Regions from separate parts of the Homo sapiens genome. Here regions 2, 3, 4 and 5 are each linked to region 1. The links are chromatin contacts, found by Hi-C or POLR2A ChIA-PET in ENCODE. All regions are on one chromosome and are shown on one strand. Each heading gives the region's core, a stretch centred on a gene start or an enhancer-like site at or near the end of the contact. The rest is flanking DNA. Distances are from core to core; before and after follow the strand shown.

The links. A loop is a pair of places that touch in the nucleus more often than their neighbours do. ChIA-PET counts read pairs that join two places held with the same protein, here RNA polymerase II (POLR2A). Pooled maps may share reads with other maps.
Region 2: a pooled map shows a loop between it and region 1 (5-fold over the local background). The contact joins the enhancer-like site here to the promoter of ADAM17 in region 1. A Hi-C loop is called at or near these places in 3 of 37 single-sample maps with no recorded cell type and 3 of 50 pooled maps.
Region 3: a loop to region 1 is called in a pooled map, with 2.3 times the contacts of the local background. The contact joins the enhancer-like site here to the promoter of ADAM17 in region 1. A Hi-C loop is called at or near these places in 1 of 37 single-sample maps with no recorded cell type and 2 of 50 pooled maps. POLR2A ChIA-PET finds 5 or more read pairs at or near these places in 1 of 52 experiments (BJ).
Region 4: a map with no recorded cell type shows a loop between it and region 1 (2.1-fold over the local background). The contact joins the enhancer-like site here to the promoter of ADAM17 in region 1. A Hi-C loop is called at or near these places in 1 of 37 single-sample maps with no recorded cell type. POLR2A ChIA-PET finds 5 or more read pairs at or near these places in 4 of 52 experiments (AG04449, HEK293T, MCF 10A and 1 more).
Region 5: a map of PC-9 shows a loop between it and region 1 (4-fold over the local background). The contact joins the enhancer-like site here to the promoter of ADAM17 in region 1. A Hi-C loop is called at or near these places in 1 of 168 maps with a recorded cell type or tissue (PC-9) and 1 of 50 pooled maps. POLR2A ChIA-PET finds 5 or more read pairs at or near these places in 3 of 52 experiments (A549, HepG2 and MCF 10A).

The regions. Positions count from the first base shown.
Region 1 is chr2:9,553,868-9,557,658 of GRCh38, forward strand. It overlaps ADAM17 (ADAM metallopeptidase domain 17), which reads right to left and starts at 1,963. Exons shown (of 19, transcript NM_003183.6): 1 at 1,642-1,963. The coding sequence starts at 1,738. RefSeq lists silencers at 973-1,267, 1,882-2,171, 2,402-2,621, 2,593-2,887.
Region 2 is chr2:9,097,451-9,101,241 of GRCh38, forward strand. No RefSeq gene overlaps it. Among named protein-coding and RNA genes, the nearest start is that of MBOAT2, 96 kb to the left of the region's middle. Within about 2 kb of position 2,006, at least 2 of the 41 ENCODE cell types and tissues checked have a DNase peak (open chromatin) inside an H3K27ac peak, as active enhancers do.
Region 3 is chr2:9,177,526-9,181,316 of GRCh38, forward strand. No RefSeq gene overlaps it. Among named protein-coding and RNA genes, the nearest start is that of ASAP2, 27 kb to the right of the region's middle. RefSeq lists an enhancer at 2,022-3,221. Within about 2 kb of position 1,611, at least 28 of the 41 ENCODE cell types and tissues checked have a DNase peak (open chromatin) inside an H3K27ac peak, as active enhancers do.
Region 4 is chr2:9,895,900-9,899,690 of GRCh38, forward strand. The region is part of intron 8 of TAF1B (TATA-box binding protein associated factor, RNA polymerase I subunit B); the gene reads left to right. Among named protein-coding and RNA genes, the nearest start is that of GRHL1, 54 kb to the right of the region's middle. Within about 2 kb of position 1,637, at least 15 of the 41 ENCODE cell types and tissues checked have a DNase peak (open chromatin) inside an H3K27ac peak, as active enhancers do.
Region 5 is chr2:9,229,315-9,233,105 of GRCh38, forward strand. The region is part of intron 1 of ASAP2 (ArfGAP with SH3 domain, ankyrin repeat and PH domain 2); the gene reads left to right. Among named protein-coding and RNA genes, the nearest start is that of ASAP2, 24 kb to the left of the region's middle. RefSeq lists enhancers at 1,755-2,311, 2,312-2,866. Within about 2 kb of position 2,182, at least 16 of the 41 ENCODE cell types and tissues checked have a DNase peak (open chromatin) inside an H3K27ac peak, as active enhancers do; they include PC-9, where a contact is called at or near this core.

The sequences.
Region 1 (3,791 bases), core at 713-3,212:
CCTGGCCAACATGGTGAAACCCCGTCTCTACTAGGAATACAAAAATTAGCTGGGCGTGGTGGCACATGCCTGTAATCCCAGCTACTCAGGAGGCTAAGGCAGGTGAACTGCTTGAACCCCGGGAGGCGGAGGTTGCAGTGAGCTGAGATCGCGCCACTGCACTCCAGCCTGGGCAACAGAGCAAGACTCTGTCTTGGAAAAAAAAAATGGTCTAAAAAACCTTACGATCTGCAAATGTTATGAATTGATCTAGAAAGTAATGTTTCTCTTTAAACTGTATGCTTCCTTGGGACTCATGCTTATTTTTACCTACGAACAACAGATTAATAACATAAGTGAAACAGTTGTGTCAGGGTGGTGCAAATATAATTTTAATATCTCAAAATACATATTTATTCTTTTTACTAACATTTATCCTTAAAATGAAGACCCTTACCCTATCCCTCCATCCTAACCACAATCCTACCTCAAAATGTCCTTCAATTTGTACTGACTTACCACTTCTCAGCACTTCCTAACAAGATCCCTTGCCTTTCATTAGTCACTTGTAATCCATTTCAATCGGAAAGAATCATAAGACAGCTGTTCAAGTGATAACACTCTCAACACCTTTAGTATCCATACCAATCCATTACAATTTCTGTCCACTAAATATAAAGAAAAAAAATACTACACATGGTATCATGGTGAAATTTGGGAACCAGTACAACCATGCAAGCCTACAATTTCACACACTGGGAAAACATTATTTCACACTTTATTACTAATTAAAGTATCTTACACGTCAATTTTTGAAAGATAAAAGGATTTTAAAATACACTAAAAGTTCACGCAAACTTACTTCCACCAAAGTTCAGATCCCTTAATGCATCTCCATCCTTAAAATCCAATCTCTCTGGAAAATCTAATGAAATAGGAACCCTCTACTTTCTAGCCTCTAAATTCATCAAACTCGTCACTCTTGATAATTTCTTTGTTTAAAAGTGCAAGGAAAGCATTCATAGTGGCAGCATCACGAGTTGGCTTACCAGGTTTCCGCCTCCCCCCATCTCCCAAGCACCTCCAATAAGCTACAATTGAAATAACCAAGAACGTGCTTAGGATGTTCGCAAAAACACAACTCTTAAGACTCCAACTCCAGTCTCCGCCTCCCAACGAGATTACTGCATAAGTACCTCCTACAGCAGAAATTCTAGTTCCCTCCTTCGAGGACCAGGAAGAATTCTGGAGCTTTGGGCCCTTCCTTTCTGGCTCTGGTAGGAACACACAACACTAGATTTGTTCCCTACTAAGGCAAGAACCCTGACCACATCTCCCTCTCCAAACAAGATCCAGCCACCCTACTCCTTACCGCTTTCCCAACACCCTCCCCGAACACAAAGCTAGGGAGCAAACCCCTCTCAGGCGCTCAGTCACTACATGGAGCCCGTCCAGTAGCCCTTTCCCACTCAGAGACAGGCCCATCTCCTTTATTCTTTCCCCAAACTCCGAGAGCCACACCCCCTTCTACACTGAAAACTTAGGGACGCGCCACCATCGCCAATACCCCGCCCCCAAACACCTGATAGACCCAGCTCCCCTGCTCTTCCCTCAAACGAGCGCTCCAGGCGCCGGCCTAAGCCAACTCCCCTGGGTCTTTACCGAGTCTCTGGTGGGGGCCGAAGCCCGGGTCATCCGGAGGTCGCGGCGCCAGCACGAAAGGAACCACGCTGGTCAGGAATAGGAGAGACTGCCTCATGTTCCCGGCCCCGCTACCGACTCCACCTCTCTGGGCAGCCTTCGCCTGACGGGGTTTCGGAAAACTGCTCACATCGGGGGAGGACGGGATCCGCCCGGCCTAGCCCCTCAATCCTCTTTTCCCTCCCGCGCCGCCTACTGGGAAGATTCTACCGCCAGGCTCGACGCCCCCAGAAGTGCAGGTGGCGTTACCAAAGGCCGGCTCAGCCAGCTTCCGGCCGCCGCTGTCCCCCGCACCACCCACAGCCGGAAGCCGGCTGCCGCGCGGCATCCCGGGAGGCTCCGCTTGCCCCGCCCCACGCCGGTGCGCCGCGGGCCTCTGGTCCGCTGCCGTGTTCGGCCCCGCCCGTCACGTCTAGCTGGGGCTCGCCCGGCGCCTTCCTGGACGCAGACGTATGAGTCCCAACTCCACCCAGTCCGGCCTGGCCTCTGTCCCCGGGTGACCGCGGAATGGGGGGGCGGGAGCTAGCGAGCAGGCCCTCAAGCGCGTCTGGCCGCCTCCTTTGTCTTGATGCCCACGTCTGGTTAGGACCCCTGCTGTCCATTTTATTAAAGGAGCTGTAGAAAGCGGCCTGGGGCCCAGCGACCTGCCCAGGGCGGACGAGGAGGCGCGACTGGCCCGATGCCGCAGGCTCTCTGCCCAGTGTGCTCAGGTGGGAGGGCGGGGACATGAATCGAGCCACAGAGTGCCCTGGGCACGGACCCCCCGCCCCCCCCGGCCCCGGGCCCCGAGCCCCGAGCCCCGAGCCCGGCCACCGAAGCCCGTGCCACTCGCCAGCTCCTGCGAGACGAGCCTTTCGAGCGCAGCTCAGGCATTTGGTTCAGGGTCCTACTGCCGGAGTCGTCTGAGGCCTCCATCCGTCTGTCGTCACGAAAAAGGTTTTGGGGGGACTAATAAGCACTTCCTGAATGCACATTTGCTCCACGCCCCTGCTGTAGGGAGAGGGTCTGCAGACACTTCAACAAATAGAATCCTAGGACCTTACCTGTGAGTACAAGAGCTGGAATCTTCCCACCAACTTCTTAAAATTCAATCCTATACTTGGTCCATTTAGCTTAGACTGGAAATTTCCCAAGGCAGTTTGTTTTGCAATCTTTTGCATGATTTTAGCTCTGTATAGTTTAGTGAATGTTTATGGTACTGAATAAAACAGTCTAAAAACGTTGGGTACATGTTGCTGTTTTATTTAGTTCAACCAAAGTTTATAAAAGTAGGACATAATACGTTTTCCACTTAAGAGTGAGACAGCCTTTATTATGAAACGGTAAATTGTTAGGAATACTAGTCCTATTCAAGTTTCAAGGCTTATTCCTAATAAAATACTCAAACTGTGGTTAAAATTTATGTTAATGGTGGTTTGCCGCAGTAAAATATCAGCGTCTTTTTCAACAATACATTGTTGGCTAAAATTAACCGGACCTGGTCTGTACATCTGAAGTATAAAATATCTTTATTAAACATACCCATTAGTGGCATACCTAGTCAAAAAGTAAGCAGAATTTCACATGCAAATTGTATACAATCTGTAAAAATTGTATTCCATAAGAATGTGACAGTTGAGTACGGTTTTTGGGGGGCTTTTTTGGTGTACCATAATAATGTCATCTGGTTTCTTTTCTGAACATCCAGTCACCATAATGTCCGGCTTGTAACTTTAGTAGATCGTAGATTGTATTATTTTGGTATCCCCAACAGCTCTTGTACAGTGCCTTGCTCATAGAAGGTACTTAGCTGTTTAGTAAATGCCGTTTAAAAAAAAAATCCCGATCCATTTTCTTTTCTTTTTTTTGGGGGGGGGTGGTGGGGGAAAGAGTTTCGCTCTTATTGCCCAGGCTGGAGTGCAATGGCGTGATCTTGGCCCACTACAACCGACTGAACACCTCCTAGGTTTAAGCGATTCTCCTGTCTCAGCCTCCCAAGTAACTGGGATTACAGGCGCCCGCCACCACGCCCAGCTAATTTTTGTATTTTTAGTAGAGATGGCATTTCACCACGTTGGCCAGGCTGGTCTCAAACTCCTGACCTTAGGTGATCCACCCGCCTCGGCCTCCCA
Region 2 (3,791 bases), core at 756-3,255, 460 kb before region 1:
ATCTCCCAGAGCTGTGGGGAGGGTCATGACTGCCACTATTTATAGTACAGTGGCCTGCATGCGTGCCCAGCCCATTCCATCCTCTCCACGTGCACACGTGCGTGTGTGTGTGTCTGTATATCTATGTATTTGTGTATGTGTATATGTATGTGTATGTATGTGATGTATTTGTGTGTGTATGTGTATTTGCGTGTATGTGTATATATGTGTATATGTATATGTGATGTGTGTATTTGTGTGTATGTGTATATATATGTGTATATGTATATGTGATGTGTGTATTTGTGTGTGTGTGTGTGTGTCTGCCCACCCCCAAGACTTGCCTGCAGGGGTTACAATGGCTAGTCCATGCCTTGTAGCCTTATGCCTGTGGAATCATGAACACTCTGGGCCTCTATTCTCTCATCTTTAAAGGATTCTAACCCTTGGTTGTCCAACAATCAAGGAAAATAATAGATGTGCAAGGAAGCTGCCTACCATTACTTTTTAGAAAATAAGGGTGGATGTACATTAATTTACTCATGATTATCCATTCACTCATTCAACAAATGTTCTTTGTACTAGGCACTAAGAAATCAACAGTAGAGAAAAGAGAATTGACATTAGCCCTTGTTCTCAGGAAGTGGACGGTTTAGTAGGAAAGACCTGAATAATAAGCACAGATACACAGTTGTGTTCAGAGTTATAAAGGGCAAGAGCAGTGAGCTCTGTGCACGGGACTAACGGGGCGTGCGAGGAATAAACCACAAACGTGGGGCGGTGGGATGGTGGAACTGTGAGCCCAGGACAACCCTGATGGTGGGTCCAGGAGGCAGGGACTCACCAGAGGATCTGAAGCCTGGAAATCTGTCCACAGGGGGCAAGACATAAGTCTCATTAGTCAGAACAAAACCAGGATCCTGGGAATTTGTCCAAACAGGGATAAGGCCGATGGTAGCTGACAGGTTTCTGGGCACATACACCAGTATCAGGAAAGGCACAGGGAAAAGAGGGACCCAGGGACCGAACAGGCAGCCCTTTGGGGGAGCAGTAGGACCATCACAAGCCAGTTCTTGGAGAAGTACAGTGTCAAGGTCAAAGGAGGATCAGTTGCAAGACTCCCCACTGAGGGTGGGCCCCAAACCTCTGTGTCTGGGCGAGGCTGACCCTCTCCCACATGGCACACCTGCAGCTGACCAGGGGGTCTGTGCTCAGTGCAGGCACCTTCCCTCTCCTCCCCACACCCAGCAGTAGGTCCTTTGCTTTCTTGGCTCTGGCCCCAAGCACAGCCGAGGGCTCTAAAGCTGACCCTGGCGTCCCCACTTTGTGCTTCGTGATGTTGCCGGTCAGAATTTGTATGTAGTCACCTCCCGACCGGCGTGGGCAGTGCTGGCCTCCTGGACTGGAGCGTGGGCCAGATCTCTGGCCCTTCAAGGGCGCTGACACTGAGCAGGGCTGGCCTGGGCCTCCCTATACACCTCTTGTTGAGGACTCAGTGGGTTTCAGAGTCTGGGACAGGGATAGTTTAACAAATGGAGGCTCCGTGGTCCCAGACCGGTGAGAGAATGTGTGTTGAATGAATGGATGAGAACAAAAGCCAGAAGCTTGAAGATATTTAGAAATAAGATCCCCTTTTCCATATAAATGAAACACTTGAAGACCAGATTTTCCAAAGCAGTTGGAATGGCTACCCCCAAAATATCTCCCCCCCAGAGGGACTTCTAAAGGGTTAACTGACACCTGAAGGGAAGGGGCTTAACACCCCTAAAATCACAGAAAACAAATCTGGTCTGGCTCTTGGTATTCTCCTTACATCCTTAAGTAGTTTTAGACACAAAATGTCTTCCTCCCTTAAGTAATTCTAGACACAAAGTGCTTTCCTCATTTAACCCTTGTAATCACACTAGGAGGAGGATGTGATTCGTGTCCATTTTGAAGGGGAGAACACAGATTCAGAGTGGGTGGGTGACTTCTCCACAGGCAGAGCACAGACAGCCACACTTGCAGCTGCTTTAACCAACAAGCCGTGCTCCTGACCTTGGTGTTCGGCTTGGTTGCTTTGCTGTGGGTTGGTTTCGTTTGTGTGACTAAGACTTTTAAATGATTCGGCTCCTTTTGTGTGTTTGTTTTTGATCTTTGCAAGATTCTCTAATGGTTGATCCAGGGCTGCCCCTACACCGTTCTCCTGTCACATGCCCCGTTCCCCTGACATTGACATCAACCAACATAATATGCTGAAGAAGGGTCTTCGGCAGCTGGAAACTGGCCCAGGCATTGCGGTGGGCAGCCAGCAGGCATCTTCTGTCATTAGCCCTCCCTAGGGAAGACAAGTTCAGCAATGGTTCCTGGGAGAGGCTTGGGATAGGAAAAGAAAGGATGTTCCTATAGAGGAAGCAAATGTTCCAAGATACTTCCATTAATTAAGAAAATCTAGGGTAATAATACACAGTCCTCAAAGTCCTAGATTATAAAACCATTGTGTTAGGTTGAAGCAAGTATCACAAAGAAATACAGAAGGTCATTACCAAGACTTTTAGATGGCAAACATACTTAATGGAAACACCTCTTTCTTAACTCTGAAAACGCTTCATGTAGCATTCAGGCTTCCATTTAAAATTAATTGTGTGCATTCTAAGAGCACTTTTAGGACCTTGCAGAGACCCTCTCTGTAGATTACATGATTTGAAACTATAGCTAAGAAAATTTTGTGAAGTGGTGCAACTCTCAGAAATCAAACATGAATATGCATGCCAGGTGTGGTGGCTTACGCCTGTAATCCCAACACTTTGGGAGGTGGGAGAATCACTTGAGCTTAGGACTTGGAGACCAGCCTGGACAACATAGTGAGACCCCATCTCTACTAAAAATAAAAAAATTAGCTGGACATGGTGGTGCACACCTGTGGTCCCAGCTACTAGGGAGGCTGAGATGGGAGGATCACTTGAGCCTAGGAGGTCAAGGTTGCAGTAAGCCATGATCATGCCTCTGCACTCCAGCCTGGGCAACAGAATGAGACCCTGTCTCAAAAAAAATAATAATAAAAATAACTATGCAAAAAATATGACTTTATTTTTCTATATTACTAGCTCCCTCTCCTGGGGCATTCACTACTAATCTCAGTCATATTGGAGTTCCCCTGTCTTCTTTTCTCTGGGGTTCTAGGTAAGTTCCAGGGGCAGGGTGATGGTGGCAAGCATTACATAGTTCTGAGCTTTGGGAAAGGGGACGTCTCATCTTCACCGTCATCTTCACATGCTAGTTTCAACTTGTGTTATTAACAGAAACTTCCGCTGTCCCGCCTGACCTGCAGCCAAGCATCCACACAGTTTGTCCACAAGGCCCTCCCCTGGTCGCTGTCCTCTCAGTTATTCTCAGTGTTACTCTCGGACCCAGGAGCGTGATTCAGCAGCTCCTGCGCGGTGGGAGGTGGACAAAGGCTCAGTCCACTTGGGCATATCATAACATTTCTTCTCCTAGAAGCCATGACTTCTAAGGGTTGGAGCCTCCAAGCTTCTTTGGGATTTGGGACGTCCCTGAGGCACGCAGCCTGGGGAATGGGCTGCGCAGCCTGTTTTCTCTAGAACCTGAGCATGCAAGCACCACTCTTGCATTCTGATTCTCCAACCCCTCGCCTGGGAGGAGGCGAGAAAGGCTTGCCCTTCACCATATCTTCTCATCCCACATTTTCTGTTACATATGTTGCCTATGCCCTGAGTCCTTTCTGTTCCTCTAAACACCTGTGTTTGTTTTGTGTTTTTAGGTGTCATTTATATAGAAGAAAATGCGGCTGGGTGCAGTGGCTCATGCCTGTA
Region 3 (3,791 bases), core at 361-2,860, 380 kb before region 1:
TTCTCATCTTATGCTTATGTTTTTATCCTGAAGCAATGGGAAATGGATGGAGGGTTTTAAGGAGATTCAGAGTCACATAAGAATTCAGGGAGCTACCCCGGCCGGGTGCAGTGGCTCACGCCTGTAATCCCAGCACTTTGGGAGGCCAAGGTGGGTGGATCACGAGGTCAGGAGTTCAAGACCAGCCTGACCAACGTGGTGAAACCCCGTCTCTACTAAAAATACAAAAATTAGCCAGGTGCGGTGGCACGTGCCTGTAATCCCAGCTACTCAGGAGGCTGAGGCAGGAGAATCGCTTGAACCCGGGAAGCAGAGGTTGCAGTGAGCCGAGATCACGCCACTGTACTCCAGCCTGGGTGACAGAGCGAGACTCTATCTCAAAAAAAAAAAAAAAAAAAAAAAAAAAAAGAATGTAGGGAGCTAACTCTTGTAACCAAGTTGAGGATGGATTGAAATCGGATGAGAATGAGGAGCTCTGTTGAAAGTCCCGAGTAGTAACTCAGGAAAGCGACAATGGGACTTACTGACTGATTGACAATGACAGGTAACGTGCTGAGCATTTACTATGAGCATTTATTATGTGGGTTAGTGCTGTTGACAAAAAGAGTGAAACTCTGTGAAATATTTGAAGAGATTTATTCTGAGCTAATCTCAGTGAACAATGCCCATGACACAGCCCTCAAGAGGTGCTGAGAACACATGCCTAAGGTGGCTGGATTACAACTTGGTTTTATACATTTTAGGGAGACATAGGCATCAGTCAGTACATGTAAGATGTACACTGGTTCAATTCGAAAAGGCAAGTTATTGTCCAAAGACCTAGAATCAATAGAAAGGAATGTCTGGGTTAAGATAAGGGGTTGTGGAGACCAAGTTCCCATTATGCAGAGGCAGCCTCCAGGGAGCAGGCTTTAGAGGGACTAGATTGTAAATGTTTCTTATCAGACTTAGAGTGTGTTCTATCAGTAATTCCAAAAGGGAGGAGGGTGTAATGAGGCATATCCAGCCCCACATTCCTGTCACAGCCTGAACTGGTTTTTCAGGTTGACTTTGGAAGGCCCCTGGCTGACAGGAGGGGCTCATTCAGAGAGTTATGGGGCTTAGAATTTAGAGTTTTCTTTTTGGTTTACAGCACTTTACTTAATCTAATTCTCACAGCAACCCTATGAGGTAGCTGAAACTGATGCAGAGAAGTGAAGTAACCTCCCCAGTTGCTAGAGAGGAAGTGGCATGTACCCAAATCCAACTCTGTGCACTTCACCCCATGTTCCAGCCCCCAGTGTGTGGCTGTGTGTGGACAGGTGACAGGTGCACCCGGGAGTTGAGGGAGGGGAGTCTGCTCCCAGACAGGTTGGGTTTGGGGTGCTGAGGGGAGAAGGTGTCAGGGCTCAGGGGACCTGTGGGACTTCACTCCCTGCTCTTCTCCTCCCAGGCCCCTGGCCTCAGGTTCCTGCCTCATGCTGATGACTTTGGGATTGAGTGGGACAGTTGGAGGGTTGCCTTCAGGAAGAGAAATGATGCTGGCCTGGCTTTTGAGCTCCTTATGAAACACAGCAGTGAACCAGTCTAGGAAACCGCACTGTGTTCCACCAGACTGAACAAGCAGAAAGGGCCTTGGACCCGCCTCCCCGGCACACCCGTGGGATGGCTGTCTACATCTGCATGCAAATGATTCTGATACGTTCTGACAAATAATATTTACATTTGGAATCCAGCTGTCAAGAGAGAACAGCTGCCATCAGGTGCTTAAGGCACCTCTAAGGCATGTTTTCAGATTTTAAAAAAAACCACGTGAGCCCACACTGTTTAAACTGTATCCCCACGGAAGTTGCAAACTGAAGCTTCTTTGTTCCTGCCAAATGACTCATGGACGCCCTTTAAAAGAGAACGAAACAGACGTGTTTTGATGGGGAAAATACATAAAAAATGCAGTGCATTTTTCCAAGCAGCCATCAGACCATCTAATTCAGGCCAACGAGGGCAAAGCTGCGAAGCTCTTCGGCTGACCTTCTCCATGAGGACCTTGTCCCAGACAGGGGCCCCCTGGAAAGGGACGTACTGACCAAGGCAGGAAAGAGAAGGCCAATTTTCCCAAGACGATTAATCTTACTGAGGTTCCATTTGAAAACAGCCTTCGTGTTCTTCTAGTATGTTGTTTTTCTGAGGAAATCATTTTCAGAAGCATGTGATGTAATCATCTTAAGAAGATAAGCGTTCATTTACATAGCATTTATTCTGTGCTAAACATAGTAAGTAATTCCTTGATGAAGAACCCAGACACAGAGATAGTAAGTAACTTGCCCAAGTCCACACAGCTAGCAAGTGCCTAGCTGGGGTGCAAACCAGGTAGTCTGGCCACAGAGTCTGGGCTCCGCGTGGTGGAAAAAGCACCTCCCGTGTTGGAATCTGTGTGCCCTTGGACAAGTCCCATATCCTTCCTGAGTCACTAATGCCTCCCCAGCACTGTTGTGGGAGGATTAGTCACTGGGGCAGGCCCTCAATAAACATGAGCTGGATCTGAGTCCCAGGGGAGTGCCACACAACTTCCATGGGCCTCCCCTGACCCTCCCAGGCTTCAGGAAGCTCTTCCACCTCTGCAATGTTGGGTGGAGTAGCAAAAAAAGGCACGCAAGGATCCAGCAGGCCTGTAGGACATGGCGGTTTATTGTGAAAATGGTCTGAATTGATATTGGTAGTGCCTCCACCCCTACACATACACACATACATGGGTTCCTAATACACATGTACACAACACACAACACACAACTAACCAACGAGAATCCATCAGCATTGAACCGCAGGCAGCACACTGGCAGGTGCCTGGAGCGGTTACAGTTGTTACTAATTTCTTGGTGCTTACACTGCGTTGGCTTTGTAACCCCAGGGCCTGGCTCTGTGTCCTGGGGATGCACACATTTCCTCGCAGCTAGGCCAGTTTGCATCAACCCTGCACCACTTCTCTTCATTCTCTACAAATTGGAGAAACCCCATGTTGTTGATAAGAAGGAACCAACGACAAAGTTATAACAGTGAAAGACACAGGAAACAGCTCTCTGGTGCAGGTTCCCAATTTCAGGCATAACAGAAAGTTATTCAGGGCAGCAGCCCTGATGTTCTTGAACTCTGGCTTCTCAAAAGGAAGGACATAATTTTCACTGGGTGGAGGGCTGGGGTTACCTGAAAATAGCTCTCTTGCAGGATGGAAGTTCCTGACCAATTCTACTTCCATAAGGCACTGTCAAACACCTCCCTTCGCCCACCTCCAGATTCCAGATTGAGCAGTCCTAGCCTTAGCCCTGAACACCCACCAGGACCCATTGTGGCTGCCACAAATGGACCCACCCTGCTCATACAAACACGTGGGGACTGCAGAAAAATCAGGACCCAAGGATTGACCTCACACTCCTATCAGTTGCTCCCACTCCTCCCCATCATCTCTGCTTCTTCACCTCCCACTTGACTTTGCCTAGCTCCAGATCTTGCCTCAGGCATAGATATGGTTTGTCTGTGTCCCCACCCAAATCTCACCTTGAATTGTAATAACCTCCACGTGTCAAGGGTGGGGCCAGGTGGAGATAATCGAATCATGGGGATGGCTTCCCCATACTGTTTTCATGGTAATGAATGTCTTATGAGATCTGATGGTTTTATAAAGGGCAGTTCCCCTGCACACACCCTCTTGCCTGCCACCATGTAAAACATGCCTTAGCTTCTCCTCTGCCTTCTTCATCATTGTGAGGCTTCCCCAGCCATGTGGAACTGTGAGTCCATTAAACCTCTTTCCTTTATAA
Region 4 (3,791 bases), core at 387-2,886, 340 kb after region 1:
GCTGTTGTGTAACAGAAACTCTAGCCTGTCCTTACCTGTCTTAAAGTATTGCTTCACGAAGGAAAGTAAACTCGCTGTAATATTTGTGAAATTCAATAAAATGCTTTCCCAAGCACTCCGTTTTTAATGCATGCTGGAACAATTTATTGTAGCTTTGTGGTCTTTTAAAAAACATGTTAAACTTGTGATTTCTTACTATTGTAATGAAATGGACCTGTATCACTCGAGAAGCCCTGTATGTCACATTTATTATTCCTTTTAGACACATCCTCAGCCAAGTGTAGTAAATGTCCACACTCCCTCCCTGCTTCCCTCCCTTCCTTCCCTCTTTTTTCAAGAAGAGGAGGTTTGTGTTGCCTTCAGATGACTGTTGATTTAATTGACAGGCAGCTTTTCTTCATTGTGTGCTTTTTGCTATTGCTCACAAAAGTGCATTCACTATTCTATAGTATGTTGAAACTTTTAAATGGAAACGGCTTTTCATTAACAAAGGAAGCATTTTCTTCCCCCCTTCCATGCCTTAGCTTTCTCCGCTAAGTCTTGGCTTCTTCAGCAGCTGTACCTCCACCAGAAATGACAAAAGGTGCAATTGTGCTAGGAGATGGCGATGAAGATATGCCAGTGGAGTTTTGTGTGTGGGCTGCTGGGGACTGTTTTCCTTCTGTGTTTGGTTTTGTTTTATTTTTGTTATTCCAGAAAGTTGAGAGCACATCTAAAAACCAAAAAAAAAAAAAAAAAAAAAAGCTTTAAAAACCCTTTTCAAACCTTTATCCCAGCTGAGCTTTCTTTCCATTAAGTTGTTCTGTTAGTATTTCAGTGGCCCCTCTGTCTTAATAACAACAAATCTGGCAAAACTCACTTAAAGCAGAGGGACATGGAATACAGAGAGTGTTGATGTGGTTTTTCTTTTTCTAAGCAGGCCATGAGAGTCTGAGTCTTCCTGCCATTATCCTGACTTAAGAGCAGAGCAGAGCTCAGGAGAGGAGATAGGTGTGCAAATTAAATTTTAGTCTTTCCAGCCATCTCCTTTTTCTGAGTTGTGATTCCTGAGCCCAAGTAGATAGCCAGTTCATTTCATTTACTTAAATTAATTTGGAGATAACCCTCTTCTCCTTTTTCTGCCTCTGCCTCTTCTGCTGCTTCATTTGTGACTCAACTTTCTGGAGTATGGTGCTGACTTGAAGCCCTATTTACTTCTAGCAAAAATCTTTCAGTTTACCTGGTAGAATAAACTGAAAATCTAGTACCTTTCAGGGGCACCATCTCTTCACAGCATACCAAATAATCAGATCACTGATTGAACCAAAGTATTGGGTCTAGATATACTTGTCTGTATTAGATACAATTTATTCTGTCAGTGACTTAAAATAGGGCTACTTCTATCTTTTCAGCCTTGATTTTCTTGATATATTTTAAACCTACAGATCAGTTTAAAAATAGATAATATGTAACATAGATACTATTCTACCACAGTCCTTGGCAGTGTTTCTCAGTCCTCTCAAGAATTAGTCATTTCATCATCCCTCACTAGACGCAGCAAGAAGGGATAAAGAGGAAACTGGAAATTTGTTCTGAAGTACATCTCCAATATTTTGAATGTTGATCAACAGCATTCTGATCTTCTCCCTGAATGAGTAAAAAGAAAAGATGTAATACTGGGTCAGCCAAACCCACTGCGTGGCACTTAGCCAGGATGATTCATTTTGCTTGGAGCAATCTTACACCCTTTGTGAAACTGGGTTTCTTTTGGTTGAAGGAAGAAAAAGACTCGTCCAGAGCTGTCAGTCACTTCTTAAGCACCTTCAAATGAGGGCCTTATTGGATTGTTTTGATCTGCCCAGAATCTTCAAACCTGACTCTAGATTTGTTCACCTTCTTACTCTGTAGGCCACATGTAATGCTTGGGATTTTTTGTACAATCTTTATTAGAATAATAACCTGACAGGTTTCAAATCTACTTGAGGGAAGTTGAAGTGAACATAATGATCAGGTTCCCTCATTTCTACTCTTCCCTCCCAGACAGCATGAGGGAGAGAAGCCAGCTGGTGTTTTCTTGTGTTCCTGGCCCACTTCCCCCAACCCCCCACCCCGCCCCCAGCTACCATCATCTCAGCCTCACTGGAATGTGTATGTGTGCTTCTCTTTCCAAACTTGGAGAGTAAAACTATCTGAGCACTTCCTCCTGTCTACAAGAAAAGTAGCCTCTGCATTTTATTTTTTGTTTCCTACAACCGGCATATTCTGTTTTCTGGGGATCCATAGCAATTTCATTAATCTCTAGAGGCTCTCAGGCTTTAGTATGCATAAGAATATCCTGGAGAGCTTGTTTAAACTGCAGATTCTTAGACCCAGTGTCAGAAATTGATTCAGTTAAGTATAGTGTGGGCTCTAAGAAGATGTTTTTCGTAAGCATCTTGCAAGTGATTCTGATGGAGATTACGCTTTGAGCAGTGCATTATATAAGCCTTATCTCTATGTCTGTCTTTTGTTATTCCACCTTGTTCCACAGAAGATTTGAGGTAGAATTAGCAGATAACCAAAGGGTCAGTATAAAACAAAATGCTGTTATACCTTATTAAGTATGTGTTGTTTTAAACAGGATTCTGTTTAAAACTGTTTGGGAACTATATCTATTGAGAAACTGGTCTGTGAGTTTAACATATATGAAAACAGTGAAAATCAAGGCTGAAAAGATAGAAGTATCCTTCCTCTCTCTGTAAGTCATTGACAGAGTACAGTGTATCTAATGGAGAAGATTCTGGCAGGCTTCTTATTCTGGGAAATGTAGACACATATCTTGGTGTTACATTTTTAATAATTATAGTTTAATAACTCCGTATTTCCCCCAAAAGTGTATTTATAAGAGGTTTCGTGTAAGATAAAAGTAGATATTAGCAAGTGGTATAGATTTTGAATGTCTGTAGATTTCATATATGCTGAATTTTTTAAATTTCCAGCTTTATTACACTTCTAATTATGACCTCTTTAACATGTGTTTTTTTTTTCCTTTAGACAGACATTACTTACATTCCTTTTTTCTTTTTTTTTTTCTCCTGCCACCTTGTCTGAGAACTTAGGTTCCATTTTATACTTTTTTTGGTGGCAAAATATACATAAAAGTTACCATTTTAGCCATTTGTAAGTGTGCAGCTCAGTGGTATTAAGTGTATTTATATTTTTGTGCATCCATCACCACCATCCATCTCTAGAATTTTTTCATCTTCCCACGTTGAAACTCATACCCATTAAACACCAACTTCCCATTCCCCACTTGTTCCAGCCTCTGGTAAACACCATTCTACTTTCTGTCTCTAGGAATTTGACTTCTTTAGGTATCTCATACGTGTGGAATCATACAACATTTGACTTTTTGTGTCTGGCGTCTGGCTTACTTCACTTAGCATAATATCTTTAAGGATCACCTATATTGTAGTTCGTGTCAGAATTTCATTCCTTTTCAGGCTGGATAATATTCTATGATATATATAAAACATTCAAAATCTATATATACTACTTGCTAATATCCAGCTTTGTCTTATATAAAATATATATACATTTACATACATACATACCACATTTTGTTCATCCATTCATTGGTGTACATTTGGGTCGTTTCTACCTTTTGGCTATTGTGAGCAGTGCCAGTAGGAACATTGGTATACAAATATTTGTTCGCATCCCTGCTTTCAGTTCCAGAAGTGCAATTAGTGGATCATATAGTAAGTCTATATTTAATTTTTTAGACAACCACAATATATTTTTGAATGTTTTTTTCTTATTACAAAAGTAAT
Region 5 (3,791 bases), core at 932-3,431, 320 kb before region 1:
TCAGTGGTGCCCGCCACAGTGAGCCTCAGCCCCACCTCTGTTGTCTTCACCCTTTGACCTCACTTGAGCCTGGACTGAGGGATTTCCCCTGTCGATGAACCAACCTGAGTACTGTGCATCCAGCCTCTCACTGAGCTGGGAACCAGGGGCAGCTACAAAGGAGACAGGAGAAATAGCCGTCCCCCTTGGGCACTGCTGGCCTGGCAGGAGAGGCCCAGCATGTGTCTAGGGAGGAGCGGAGCGGTTGTGGCCAGCATTGAGCTGGCTGCTTTTCTGTAGGAGCCTGAATCTCAGTCGAGCCTGGAAGGACATGCAGGTGTTAGGGAGCCAGGATTGCCTGCGTTAGGCACGGGGCTGGGCACACAGAGCACTGGAGGGAATTGGTTGAGTAAGTGATGGAGTAGTTGATAGCAAAGGGAGACTGGAGAGAGCATTCTGCAGGGGGACAAAGTGCCTGAGCCTAAGAGGGGGAGACAGGCTGTCTGGAGAACATGAAGCAAGTGCCTGGCCCTGGAGGTGTGTGCCCCTCCTGTCCCCTGTAAATTGTGGGTGGGCCAGGCTGTTGGGGGCATTTGTGGGCCTGGAGTGATGCTGATTTCTGCAGCCCTGGCGGTTGTCAGTGTGGGCTGGGGTAGAGATGTGTGTTTGTGTATGGAGCAAGGAAGGTCCTAGCCTTGCTCAAGAGGTAAAGAAGCTGCTGGTTGAGAACAGCTTCATGAATTCTGCAAGAAGAGATGATGATGTTTGCTTCTTTTACATACTGCATTAAAGGTCCCAGACACTGGGGCATTTGCTGATGTCAGTAAAGAGGGAGTCCTGGATTTCTAGGCACTCACAGTTTCAGAATAAACACATATGTAAACAGCTGATTACCATATGGTGTGATAAATGTGTCAGGATACAGAGGCAGTTGCTATTGGCAACACCAAATCAGTCATAACCTTCAGGAGTGAACAGGGCTTGTTTGCTCAGGGTCTGGCCAGGGACCCAGAGGACCAGTGTTGGGGACCCAGAGGGGCTGCGTGGGCCTGCTGCCACTGCGAGCCTGTGTTACAAGACTGAGCAGTGCAGCCGTGACTCTGGCAGGCGAGTTTCCCAAGCCGAGGTTTCTGGAAGCCACAGCCTGAGCCCAGGGCCTGGAACCTGCAGGCAAAAACTGTGCTGAGACTGATTCCCCAGTGGTCAGCCCCACAGCTGGACTGCAAGCTGCTTTCCCTGGGCAGACTCAGCCTCCTGCAGGAGGGGTGTGGGAGGGAAGGAGCAGTATCTGTGTGCAGACCTGGGTTCCCCCAGAACTGAGATGCTGGATGAGGTGCCTGCATCCCCTGAGCTGCTTGGCGAGGAGGACGGTCCATGTTTTCCATCACAGCTGGGAGTAAGAGCAGATATGTGCAAGGCAAGGACGTTGTTTCACCTTTTGAAGGAAGGTTGTTAGGAAAACGCCTGCATTTTCTAATCACTGGAGAAGCCCTTTTAAGCAGACCAGATTTATAAGGGTTTTGATGAAAACAGTGGTTTGGGAGCAGCAATGTCTTTAATAGCAACAAAGCCCAGAGATGGGGTCTGCCTGCACAGGAGCATGGGCCAGGGGGTCCTGTGTGACCTTGGAGGTGTGTGAGGGAGGCCCTGGGCTGGTTCCATGGCAGGGCACAGTCCAGCTTCTTGCTTCCTGGCAGCACAAACCCCTGCCTGTTTCTGGCGGGGAGATGCTGCCCAGGCTCGGCTGCTTTGCGGTTCTATGTCGGTCACTTTCCCCAGGCCACTTCCTTCCTTTTTCTTCTTATGCCAGCCTGGGCAAGAGGAATTTGTGCTTCCTGCCAGCAGGATGGATGGGGGAAAGGCAGTGGCTGGGTGTTTCTCTCTGCTGGAAGGGTTTGCTGGGGTGAATCCTTTCCCTTCACTCCCTCCTGTAGCCAGGACCTTGTCACCTCCAGGGAGCAGGTGACAGTTTCCTTGACTCCTCACCAGGTTTTCAGGCTCTGCCCTCTTCCTCTCCCCAGCCAAGCTTGCCTCTGACCTCAGCCAGGAGGAACTTGCTCTAGGGCTTAAGTCAGGTCACATCTAACTTTAAGACCCAGTTTTAGCATCTGGTATGGAGGCAACAGCCTGGGCTTTGACAGACTTGGGTTTGCGTCATGACTCGGTACCTGCTACCCGTTCGCTGAGATGCCAGTGAGCAGTCGCTGGTCATGTTACATAGCTGCCACCTCCCGGAGGCCAGCTCTGTTGTGTGTGCATGCCCATTGAGATGCCCGGGTGCCGCCACACCCCTAGCCTGCGCCTGCCTGTTCTTCCTCCTGTCAGAGGGCCCTGTTCTTGCTCATAGACTCCTGCACAGCAGCGGGCCTGTCTGTCTGCCTGGCCCTTGGGTGTCCCTGGCATCTGCATGCTGTGTTCCCATGGTCCTTCTGCTAGTTGGAGCCCTTGTGCCATGCCTTCCTTTGGAGACTCTCCTCTCTGTGCCGTCTCGCATGCCATCCTTGAGGTTTTAGCTCTGTCACCTGGCAGCCTGGCCCTTCCCTGCAGCAGGTGAGGACTGAGAGCTGGGCTGTGCCCCTCCCACCCACTTGACCCAGCGGACACTTTGGGAAGTGGCAACCATAAGTCTGCCTGGCTTGCTCCAGTTGCCCATCTTGTCCTGTGAGTGAAGCTCCTGCTTCCATCTCTCTTGATCTGGCCCCTTCTCTCCATTCCTCCAGCTGCAGTGGGTGCCCCTGTCATTTGTCAGCCAGAGCATTCAACAGCCTCTGCTCCCACTGAGGTCATGGTGATTGTCTTAAAGATTTGCTCTTTAGCTTCTCAGCTGAAGACACGTTGGTGGCTTCCCTGACCTTTTGGAAAGTAACCAGACTCTGGGTCCTTCTCCTTTGTTGACCTGGCCCCTGCCTCCCTCCCACCCCATCTCATCCATGCCTGTCCTCTGTGTCAACACGCCTCACTGCCCTGCGCCCGATCCTTTTACACAGGTGGTCCCTCTGTTTGTAGAGTCGCCCTGCTCTTCGTATCTCCCTGCCTGTTCTGTGAAGTTCAGCCCAGTGCCCCTTCCTTGGAGGCCACATTAGAGGGCCCTCCTCTGCTGGCTTTGTGCCCCCGTACCCCTTTCGCAGCTGACTGTCCACATTATACTGTCTGTATCTGTTATTTACTGTCTGTCTTTGACAAACTATGATCTTGGAAGTGCAGAGAACTTGTCTGATTTGTTTAACCACCTCACTTAGCACATAACTTGTCATATTTTTAATTTATTTTCTATCTCCCCTTCTCCCCATTAGATCATAAGCTTCCTGGGGGCAGGGATTTTTGACTCTTACTTAGTGATGCATCCTCAGCACCCAGAATTGCACTGGACACATCATATATGTTTAATATGTGTTTGTTGAATGAATAAAACTGACAGGCAACTACAGCTTAGATTGCAGGGAGTGAGACATGCTGTTGCCGGAGCTCTGGTGTCATTGGTTCATAGAAAGCTTGTTTCTCTGGCCATGGGGACTTGATTCTTAGAGGGTAATGGTTCGAAAGTTGAATTAGTGAGTGTAAATCCTTAAAAAAGTAAAAATATGTTTGTGCCCTTGTACAGAGGGGCTGCCTTGCCCTTCTGGAAGAAGGAATTCCACGTTAGACGTGTTCCCAGCTGCAGTTTTGTTCTGTATCTATTGCCAGCAGGAATCCAAGGATTTCCTTTATTATTTCCAAATTGCTGCCTCTTAGGAATGGAGAATGCTGCCAGTCTGTGCTCTGTGTTTTTTTTGCTCAGTGGGACCAAAGTAGTTTTGTGGTAGAGAGATACA